2 separate regions of the Homo sapiens genome follow, and region 2 is linked to region 1. Evidence: chromatin loops called from intact Hi-C (ENCODE). Cell type or tissue: CD4-positive, alpha-beta T cell. All regions are shown on one strand.

The links. Peaks named below come from ENCODE experiments on the same cell type or tissue, not always from the same donor. Only the 100,000 strongest peaks of a DNase experiment are listed, where the experiment ranks them.
Region 2: it touches region 1 in a loop (2.0-fold over the local background); 1 of 110 quality-filtered maps calls a loop at or near these places.

What each region holds. Positions count from the first base shown.
Region 1 is chr1:160,882,601-160,887,600 of GRCh38, reverse strand. ITLN1 (intelectin 1) reads left to right here and starts at 2,421. Exons shown (of 8, transcript NM_017625.3): 1 at 2,421-2,540; 2 at 2,718-2,781; 3 at 4,075-4,173. The coding sequence starts at 2,724. In CD4-positive, alpha-beta T cell, CTCF peaks have their summits at 2,596 and 2,796 (motif pointing right); a DNase peak (open chromatin) is centred at 2,790.
Region 2 is chr1:160,412,721-160,417,720 of GRCh38, reverse strand. VANGL2 (VANGL planar cell polarity protein 2) reads right to left here. Exons shown (of 8, transcript NM_020335.3): 2 at 1,813-2,073; 3 at 1,539-1,659. The coding sequence starts at 1,883. Among named protein-coding and RNA genes, the nearest start is that of VANGL2, 15 kb to the right of the region's middle. In CD4-positive, alpha-beta T cell, no CTCF peak of the experiment used is centred here; no DNase peak of the experiment used is centred here; H3K27me3 peaks cover 302 bases.

The DNA.
Region 1 (5,000 bases):
CTGTATTCCCAGGTGCTTGGGAGGCTGAGGTGGGAGGATCACCTGAGCCTGGAAGGTTGAGGCTGCAGTAAGCTGAGATTGTGTCACTGCACTCCATCCAGCCTGGGCAACAGAGTGAGACCCTGTCTCAACATAAATAAATAAATAAAATAAAATAAAGAGAAGCTGCTGTCAAGCAAGCCTGGATCTTGCCCTCTCTCTCGATTTTCTATTTCATGAGGTAATAGATTTACTTTTTAGAAAAGCCACTTTGAGATGGGGTTTCTATTAGTTACAGCTACAAGGAACCAGACTGAACTAAATAAATGTCCAGGGCAGTGGGGTTTGGAGGAAGTTGTGTGGGGAACAGATTCAAGAGGAAGTAGGGGTAGAATCAATGGGACGCAATCACTGATTGGATGATGATGGTTAGAAGGGGTAATGTCCTTAAAATGGATGTACTGTTTTCCCAGTCTATTAGATGGCATCATGTACCATTAAGGATGAGATGCATAATGATATTAAAGATGTCAAAATACAAAAAAAGTGTCTTAGAATCAACTAAAGAAAGTAGTATAAGTGTATATTTTCTTTTTTTATTTTTGCAAATATGTTACTGTTTTATTAAGCCATAAAGTTTTCAGGTGGTTAGTTACACACAGTAATGAACAACTGAGGGGATGTTTAATTTTTTTCTCTAGATCTTGGGCCCTTGGTGTTAACTTTATATACATGTATTTACTATTGTGAACTGTAAACTTAGAGACCTCTATTTTTTTTTTTTTTTTTTGAGATGGAATTTCACTCTTGTTGCCCAGGCTGGAGTGCAATGGTGCGATCTCAGCTCACTGCAACCTCTGCCTCCCGGGTTCAAGCAATTCTCCTGCCTCAGCCTCCCGAGTAGCTTGGATTACAGGCGCCTGACACCGTGCCCAGCTAATTTTATATTTTTAGTAGAGACACGGTTTCACCGTGTTGATCAGGCTGGTCTTGAACTCCTGACCTCAAGTGATTGGCCACCCTCGTCCCCTCAAAGTGCTGGGATTACAGGTGTAAGCCGCAGCGCCTGGCTGAGACCTCTATTTCTAAGAGGTTGTTGTTTGTAAATATGAAAGCTGGGTATGTTCATTTTGTTACCTATACTGATGAGTTAATTTAGTTTCTAATACATTTAATTTTATTTAATTAATTATTTTCCAGATACACAGAGCAAATAGCTTCTAATAGATTTTAAATTTACAAAAGTATAACTTTTTTTTGCAGTTTTTCTTCTTGGGTGCTATTTTATTTTCTTCTATCAATATGTGAGTATTTTTTGCAAATCAGTACTTTGAACCAACAAATAGGAAATATTAGCTTAACAAAAAAGATATTCACAATCTTTGTAAGAAAAGGTTGCAGTATTATTAATGCTATAATGACATTATGTATTAAATGTATGATATCACTGGGGAAGAACTGAGTAATTCTATTACAGCTGCAGGGTAGCATTTGAGAACTTCATGACATAGGAGCAGGAATAAGACAGGAGGTTCGAAGCAGCAGAGAGGTTTCGTATTGATTCAGTTTCAAATGAATCCTGTAGTAAATTTTCCCTCGTTTGTGGCAAAATGACAAAATTAAAGACAAAGTAGTGAGTCTTTGTGTGAAACTAAATTATTCAAACTAAAGATTTATATATTTTTTAAAACTTTTCTATTCGTATTTTTTTGTGTGTTTTGTATCTCTTTCCCCTCCATTCCTTTTTACCAATTTATTCAGAAATGATCACTTTCCCATTTTGTTAAAATTTCCTTTTTCTATTTCTATGAATTGATAATTATGGCCAATGATTAATTTCATTTATTTATTTATTTTGAGATACCTAAGCTGAAGTACAGTGGCACGGTCATATTTCACTGAATCCTCTATCTCTGGGACTTAAGTTACCCTTTTGCCTTGCCTCAGCCCCACCTGAAACTATAGGCAAGTACCACCATGCCATGCTAATTTTTTTACTTTTATTTTTAGTAGAGAAGAGGTTGCCCTATGTTGCCCAGGCTGGTCTCAAACTCCTGAGTTCAAGTGATCCTTCTGCCTTGGCCTCCCAAAGTATTGGGATTTGAGCCAATGTGCCAAGCCAACAGATGCTTAATTTAGAGAAAGTTTTTATTTTGCAAGAAAGAAAGGCACAAAAACCCAAAACCAACACCAACTCTTGTTAATCTCTTCGTCTACTTCCTACTTGACACAGGTCCATGAAACCCCCAGATCCAGGAACAACGCTAGCAGGTGATTCTTAGGATTGGTTTTTTCTTTAGAACCTGTTAATTCCACTGTATAAATAACCTCCCCGAGATAACCAGAAGCCTCCCCTGCACTGGGCATTGTGCCAGGGGAGGGTGAGGCTGGAAACCTTGGTTGGCCCCACTGGGCTTCCTCCATAAAGCTTTCTGCACCTCATTCCACATCAGGAGCGTTTTTGGAGAAAGCTGCACTCTGTTGAGCTCCAGGGCGCAGTGGAGGGAGGGAGTGAAGGAGCTCTCTGTACCCAAGGAAAGTGCAGCTGAGACTCAGACAAGGTCTGTGAGTTGGGGGAATCCTGTTTTCAGCTTAGGTCTGCTTTTGGTCTCAGAGATGTGTGAAGTTTAAACAAAAGGCAAGGGGTTTTGGAGTCTTTGTAAGACTGGACAGGGGTGGGGCAGGGATGTAGAGAAAAATGATGGCCAAGATGGTGACCTTCATCTTGCTTTCTTTAGATTACAATGAACCAACTCAGCTTCCTGCTGTTTCTCATAGCGACCACCAGAGGATGGAGTACAGGTGAGTCACGCTGCTAGGGACAGCAGTTCCTTCAGCTGGATGACTTCCGGGATCCTGGTCTCTCCCAGGACACAGAGCATGTCCTTGAGATGCACAGCGGCTGGCTTGCATGTAGACTGAGTGCCGATTTCTGGTCTCTGGCGGAATCTGGCCTGTGGCAGTGAAGGTATTGCTTGAGGCATGTCCTGGGTCCAGGCTCTGTGCTTTTGTGTGGCCCTGAGGGGGCTGTGGCAAGAACTGTGTCACCTTCCAGCCACTGCCCACTCCTGTGGCCTTGGCTGTGGGATTTCCATGGGAACTACATGGTCTGCTTTGTGCCTGGAGAATGTTCTCTCCACAGTTTTCCTCTCTACAACAAGAATAACAATGACATTTTAAAATTTATATTTTTCTTCACGTCTAAAAATTTTTTTTTTAAAGAAAAGGCTGTTTCGAAATATCTTCTTACTTCATCTTTGCAAAAGCACTGTTTATTAACTGTGTTTTAGGTATGAGGAAACTGAGGTCAGTCACCTCTGACCTCACAGCTTTCCCCTAGACTGTTCGAATAGTTTGCAGACTTTTTGGAGTAGAGATTAGTCTCACCACTCCCTACTTCACACCCCATGTTTCAGCCATATTAAGCAGCTTGTAGTTCTACAGCTGGACTACGCTGTATTTTTTTTTTTTTCTCTAGGCCTTTGGATATGCTGTTTTCCCTGCCTTGGATTGGCTTCCTACTGATAAATCATGTTTATTCTCTCAGAATAAGCTAAGATGTCACCTGGACTGGAAGGTCTTCTGTGACTAAGACATGAGACAACCCGTCTTGCCTTCTTCTCCCAGGCAACTGCCCCGCTTACTGTCTGGCGTTTCCATTCTCCACTGTTACCTCAGAGTCTTTCTTTTGTTCTCTTGAGTTTGCCTTTCTTCTACCATTTATTCTTGTCAATACAATTTTCTGTTGACTTGTTAGCAATTCCCTCTAGAGGCAAGCTCTTGCTGGGGAACTTTAATGTCTTTGATTACTCAGTGCTTAGGGCAGGACCCAGCACAAGGACAGGTCTTGTGGCGGGAGGCAGACTTTAAGCCTGTGCTGGCTGTCAGGTCGGATGGGCTGAGTGGATATGATGCCGATGGGCTGAGTGGATGTGACACTGATGGGCTGAGTGGATATGACACTGGCTGTCTCAGGCCTTACCACCCGGGCAGCGAGGTTCTGCTACAGTGGTGGAATGAGCGTGGGACTAGTGATAGGAGAGGGTAGGTTTTGTGTCAAACCGGGAATGAGAATAAACCCTGTGTATTCCCTAGATGAGGCTAATACTTACTTCAAGGAATGGACCTGTTCTTCGTCTCCATCTCTGCCCAGAAGCTGCAAGGAAATCAAAGACGAATGTCCTAGTGCATTTGGTGAGTGATGAAACATTCAAACAGAGCTCAGTCAGGGTATCAGGATTGTGTCTTCTGGGAGTCTTTTTGTCTTTTAGTTAAAAAATTATGGTAAAGTATATGTATATTATAATTTACATAAGATTTGCCATTTTAAGCAACATTAAGTGTGCAATTCAGTGGCATTAATTACCTTCAAGGTTGTGCAACCATCACAGCTATCCATATGCAGAACTTTTTCAGTGCCCCAAACAGAAACTCTGTACTTAATAACATGGAGGGGCCGGGTGCGGTGGCTCAGGCCTGTAATCCCAGCACTTTAGGAGGCTGAGAGGGGTGGATCAGTTGAGGCCAGGAGTTTGAAACCAGCTTGGCTAACATGGTGGGGCCCTGTCTCTACTAAAATACAAAAATCAATTGGGTGTGGAGTACATGTTTGTAATTCCAGCTACTTGGGAGGCTGAGGTGGGAGGATCGCTTGAACTCAGGAGGCAGAGGTTGCAGTGGGCCAAGATAGTGCCACTTCACTCCAGCCTGGGCAACAGAGTGAGACTCCATCTCAAAAACAAAAACAAAAACAAAACAAAACAAAAAATAACATGGAGTTATTAAGCAATAACTCTCTTCCCTCAGTCTCTGGTAGCTGCATTTTACTTTCTATCTCCATGAATTTGCCTAGTGTAGTTACCTCATGTAATTGGAGTCATATGGTATTTGTCCTTTGGTGTCTGGCTTATTTCACTTAGCACAGTGTTTTGAGGGTTTGTCCATGCTGTAGCATGGATATTTCATTCCCTTTTATCCACTGCAGATACATATATGCACACACACCATGTTTTGTTTATTCA
Region 2 (5,000 bases), 470 kb after region 1:
GCAGGCCACGCTGCAGTGCTGGGCTGGGCAATAAGCACCTGTTCTCCAGGCATGGAGAGCCACTGAAGGAGTAAACCTGATCAAAGCAGCACAGAGAAGAACAGAAGACCCCAGGGGTAAAGGGGTGAAGGCGTGAAGGACACTGTGCAGACTCAAGGCCACTCTGGGTCTCTGGTCTGCAAGGCCACCTCTGCTGGGCCATCTAAATGTCTACAGTGCAGAGGCTACCTGTCTCTGGAGGCAAGAAGGTGGCCAGGCTGAGGTCCCCAGGTGTCCCTCTAAGTGTGGTCTGCTCAAGCTGTTTCTCTGCAGTGGCTGGAGGCCATCCCACGGAGGAGTCCCAAGACCACCAGCTGCCTTCAGCACCCACCCTTCGCTCCTGGGACAGCCTGGGGATATGGAATCACAACCTGACACCCAGGAGGTTGAGGTTACAGGATGAAGGCAGCCCGACAGCACCAGTGATTAGGGAGGTTGAGGAACCTCCTCTCTACAGGATGGGGAACGAGTCTGATGTGAAGATAGAAAGCAGATGCACTGACTGCCTTCAGCTCAAAGCCCTGGGTCTGCTCCCCGCCCTCTGACCCCTAGACATACTGCCCACCCCCTCCAAGGACCAAGGGCTTGGGATCTCCTCCCCAGTAGCAGGTGAGCTGGTCATGTCTCAGGGTCACTTCAAGAACTCAGGAGGCCAGGCCCCAGGAAGAAGGGATTGGGAGAGAGGGAAAAAGAACATTTCCTTCAGGTATTGACCTGCTCCCAAGGCCCAGGAATTCCCAATGTCAGCCACAGAGATTTCTTCTGAGGAAAAAGGAGCTGGGAATCTCCAGCCCCCAAAGATGATCCCAAGGGGAATGAGACTTGGGCAACCTCAGTGTCACCTAAAATCCTGCCTCTGCCCTATTCCAGGACTGTGTTCTGCCCACTGTCCTCCCTACCAGGTGAGCACAGTGGGCAGCAGAGGTTAGAATAGAAAACCTGCTCACCCCTGTCCTGGAGAACTCTCTCCTGGGGTCCCTGCTCCATCCCTCAGCCTTACTTCTTGTCCCTTGGGCTTTCTCCATCTACTCTTCCCATACTCCTTTCCCAAGATCTAGGTGACGCCATTCTACAGGCTGACACCAGAGGGCACAGAGTGCCCACATCTCGAGGCTCCAGGAATACTCAGCTTTGCTCACACATACCCCAGGCCCAGCCACCACCACCACCCTCCTGCTCCAGACTCCCAGCGGGCCTGACTGGCTGGCGGCAGCTCCAGAGGAGCTGGCCAATTCCCATCATACAGCCCAGGTCACCCCCCACTCCTCTGGAGATAAGGAAGGAGAGGCTGCTGCTTCCAGAGGGATCTCTATACTGAAATTCCTGAAGGTCCTACCTTAAGACACTAAGCCAAGCTAAGTGTAACACAAAACACACTCCCCGATCTGATGGCTGTCTGAGACCAGGTTTCCAAGCCCTCCCCCACTCCGTGGAGCCTCCAGCCCCTCAGGAGCAGTCTGAAAATGCCCGGTCTGGACCACCGCATCCCCAGTGCTCACCCGCTCATCCCCTCGTGTGGACTCATTGTCCAGCAGGGGCTCCCCGGGAGCCTGGATTGTCACCGACTTGTCCCCTCGGCCCCCATCTCGACTCTTAGAGCGGTGTCGGTCCCGGCGGTCCCTGCGGCAGGAAGCCAGAAAAGGCACAGAAAGTCCAGTGGTGGACCAGGGTCTTCTCAGCAGCCACTCTACCCTACCACCCCTGCACGTGCCCACCTCTTAACAGCCCCCAACCCTCCCTCCGCCACGCATGTCACCCTGCATGCCTGCCCACCTGTGCTTGCGGGAGCTGCGGGAGTGGCCCGACTTGTAGGAATAGCCCGAGTACTGGGACTCGGTGTCCATGGCGTCTGAACGCCGCGCCTTGTAGCGCTCCAGGGCCGCAGGCTGGGGCCTCTTGGGGGGCCCCACAGCCACCTCCTTCAGCACCGGCTTCTTTAGGCCAAGAGGCACCTTCAGGAAGTCAACTGTCACCCTGAGGGACTCTATTTTGCTGGACGGGTGGGCTTGTCTCAGAGAAAATCCAGCGACGCTCCTGGTGAGAGGAAGAAGCTAGTTAGAGGCGGCTCGAGCTCCCTGTGGGGTCAGGGCAGAGGAAGACCATCTGCACACAACAGCCACAGGAGGCTCAAATGAGCCCAGCCATAGCCTGAGAATATCTCCACCCAGGTTCCTGCTGTCCACTGGGCCCAGTTCCTCCTACCCTTCTCTAGAAAGAGCCCTGCCAGGCTGTGCCAAGGACTCAGGCATGGGGGAAGATGGCCAGCAAAGGCTCCCAGGGCAGGAAGGCTCACCCAGAATGACCCAACCCCAAGCCCTCTGGAAGGGAGGAGCAGGGCATTGCTTCCCTATTCTCAGCCAGGGAAACCGAGGCATGAAGAGGGCAGGTTCTGGCCAGGCCAACAGGCTGAATCAGTGGACACCTCAGAGAGCAGAAAGGAGCGGGCTTCTGTCCAGGGGCTACCCCAGGCCTCTTCTCCCCATGCTACACCTCCTCCCCTCACTCATACTTTCTGAGTGTGCCCACAGTGGGCTGCTTCCCTTGATACCATCTCCCCAGCATTTACTTCAAACACACCCAGTGTTACCGGTAAGATCAGGCTGGCAGCTTCCTTGAGGTTGCCACACATATGCACAGCCCCAGGTGAGGGTGAGGGGTGGAAACTATGGATAATATGGTAGGGGATGGGAGGAGAAGACAAGTTTCTACTTGCCTGAAGTTCTGAAACAGGCAAGGCACAAGTTTATCTGCCTATTTATAGGCTTATCTTCAACCATACTTCACCTTCTGATTCTGCAGAGGAGAATGACCTCTCCTCTCTCTAACCCCCACCCAAATCCTGCTCATTCTTCAGAGCCCGGCCCCACCCCCTCATAGGAGCCCCCACCTACTCTAGACCCAATGTTATCTTCCCTGCTGACCCTGACTCCCCTAACAGCCATCACCATCCACCGAGCGCTTACTTCCTATCTTCAGTCATTGACGCATCAAATCTTGTTTGAGCACCTTCTATGAACCATGTATTCTGCTAGGTATAAAGTGGTATAACAGACCCTGAGTTTACAGTCTAGCAGGGAAGGGGCACACCAAACAAGTAAGCAGATAAGTATAAACGACCGATTGCAGGCATGATGGAAGGGCAGAACAGCAAACTATGAGAGACACCCATGGAGTAAGGGCTACCACTTTAAACTTAGCGGTTCTAGAAAGTCTGAGAAAAGGACACCTCAGCAGAGGCCTGAAGAAGAAATAGGAATTAACCAAGCAAAGAGTGCAGGAAAATGCCCATGGAGCAGAGGAATCACATGTGTGAAGGCCAAAGGCAGGAAAGAGCTTGTTGTATTTAAAGAACCAACAAAGGCCAGTGGAGCTAGAGTTGAGGAAGAGAGTGGGTGGTAGAAGGTGGCACTGCAGAGACAGCCAGGCACCAGGTGAAGAGCTTGAGCTTTATTTTATTCTAAGGCCACAGGAAAACTTTGAAGGATTTTAGCTATGCAGATATGGATTGAAAAGAGGGAAAAATAGAAACAGGGAGATCAATAAGGAGGCGACTGCAGTAGTACAGGCTTGCTAAGGGTAGAGCCACAGAAGAGTGAGTAACAGTCATGTTTGAGACTTAATGTTGGTGGTCAAATCAACAGGACCTAATGAGCGGGAAGGGAGAGTTAAGAATCCCCGGCCTGAGCAAGGGAGCAGATGGTAGCACCATCAGTAGGGTAGGGAAGACTGGGGAGGAAGCAGCCTTGTGAGGGAAGATAATTAGTTCAGCTTCTAGCCTGCTAAGTTAGTGGCCATGAGACAGTAGGCAGCCAGGTGTCAGACGAGCCAGACTTGGAGGACAGTCTGAGCTGGAGGTACTGAGTGTGTGAAAAGCTATGGGGATAGATAGAACTCAGATCCAGCTGAGTTCAAAACCTAACTCTTCCATGGACATAAAGGACCCCAATAGGTAGACATGTCCAGAGGAAAAGGAGCAGGCAAAGGGGATGAGAAGGCCAGAGGAGGAGGGGAGCCAGAAGAGTGGGGTCTCAAGGCAGCCAGAAATTTAACAGTGTTTTGAGGTGGGAATTAAGTCAACCAGGTCAAATGCTGCTGAGAGGCTGATTATGTTAAAAACTAAAATGGGGCCGGGTAATCCCAGCCTGTAATCCCAGCACTTTAGGAGGCCAAGGCGGGTGGATCACGAGGTCAGGAGTTCAAGACCAGCCTGGCCAAGATGATGAAACCCCGTCTCTACTAAAAAGCATGGTGGCAGGTGCCTGTAATCCCAGCTACTTAGGAGGCTGAGGCAGAGAACTGCTTGAACCTGGGAGGTGGAGGTTGCAGTGAGCCGAGATCATGCCACTACACTCCAGCCTGGGCGACAGAACGAGACTCCGTCTCAAAAAAAAAAAAAACCTAAAATGGATTTGCTTTGTATCATTACCTTTACTCCAACTACTCTAAACCATCAGTAATTTGAGAATAAGCAATATGATTGATACATATTTATATCCATCTCGCCTCCCATGGGCACAGAGCAAGGAACTGATACCAACCTAGTAAATGAACATAGTCATGCCTCGCTTAACCACAGGGATACTTTCTGAGAAATGTGTCATTAGGCAGCTGCATCCTGGGAACATCATAGAATGTACCTACACAAACCTTGACGGTATAGCCTACTACACACATAGGCCTTATGGTATAGCCTATTGCTCCCAGGCTACAAACCTGTACAGCATGTTACTGTACTGAACACTGTAGCCAACTGTAACACAATGGTAAGTACTTGTGTACCTAAACATAGAAAAAGTACAGTAAAAATACAATAGTATAATTTTATGGGACCACCATCATATATGTGGTCCATCGTTGACCAAAACATCCATGACTGTATGCCTCTCTGGCTCTCAGGGAAACTATAATGACTGTAGGGAGATGAAAGCATGTGAAATCTATTCATTCATCTTCTTAACAGA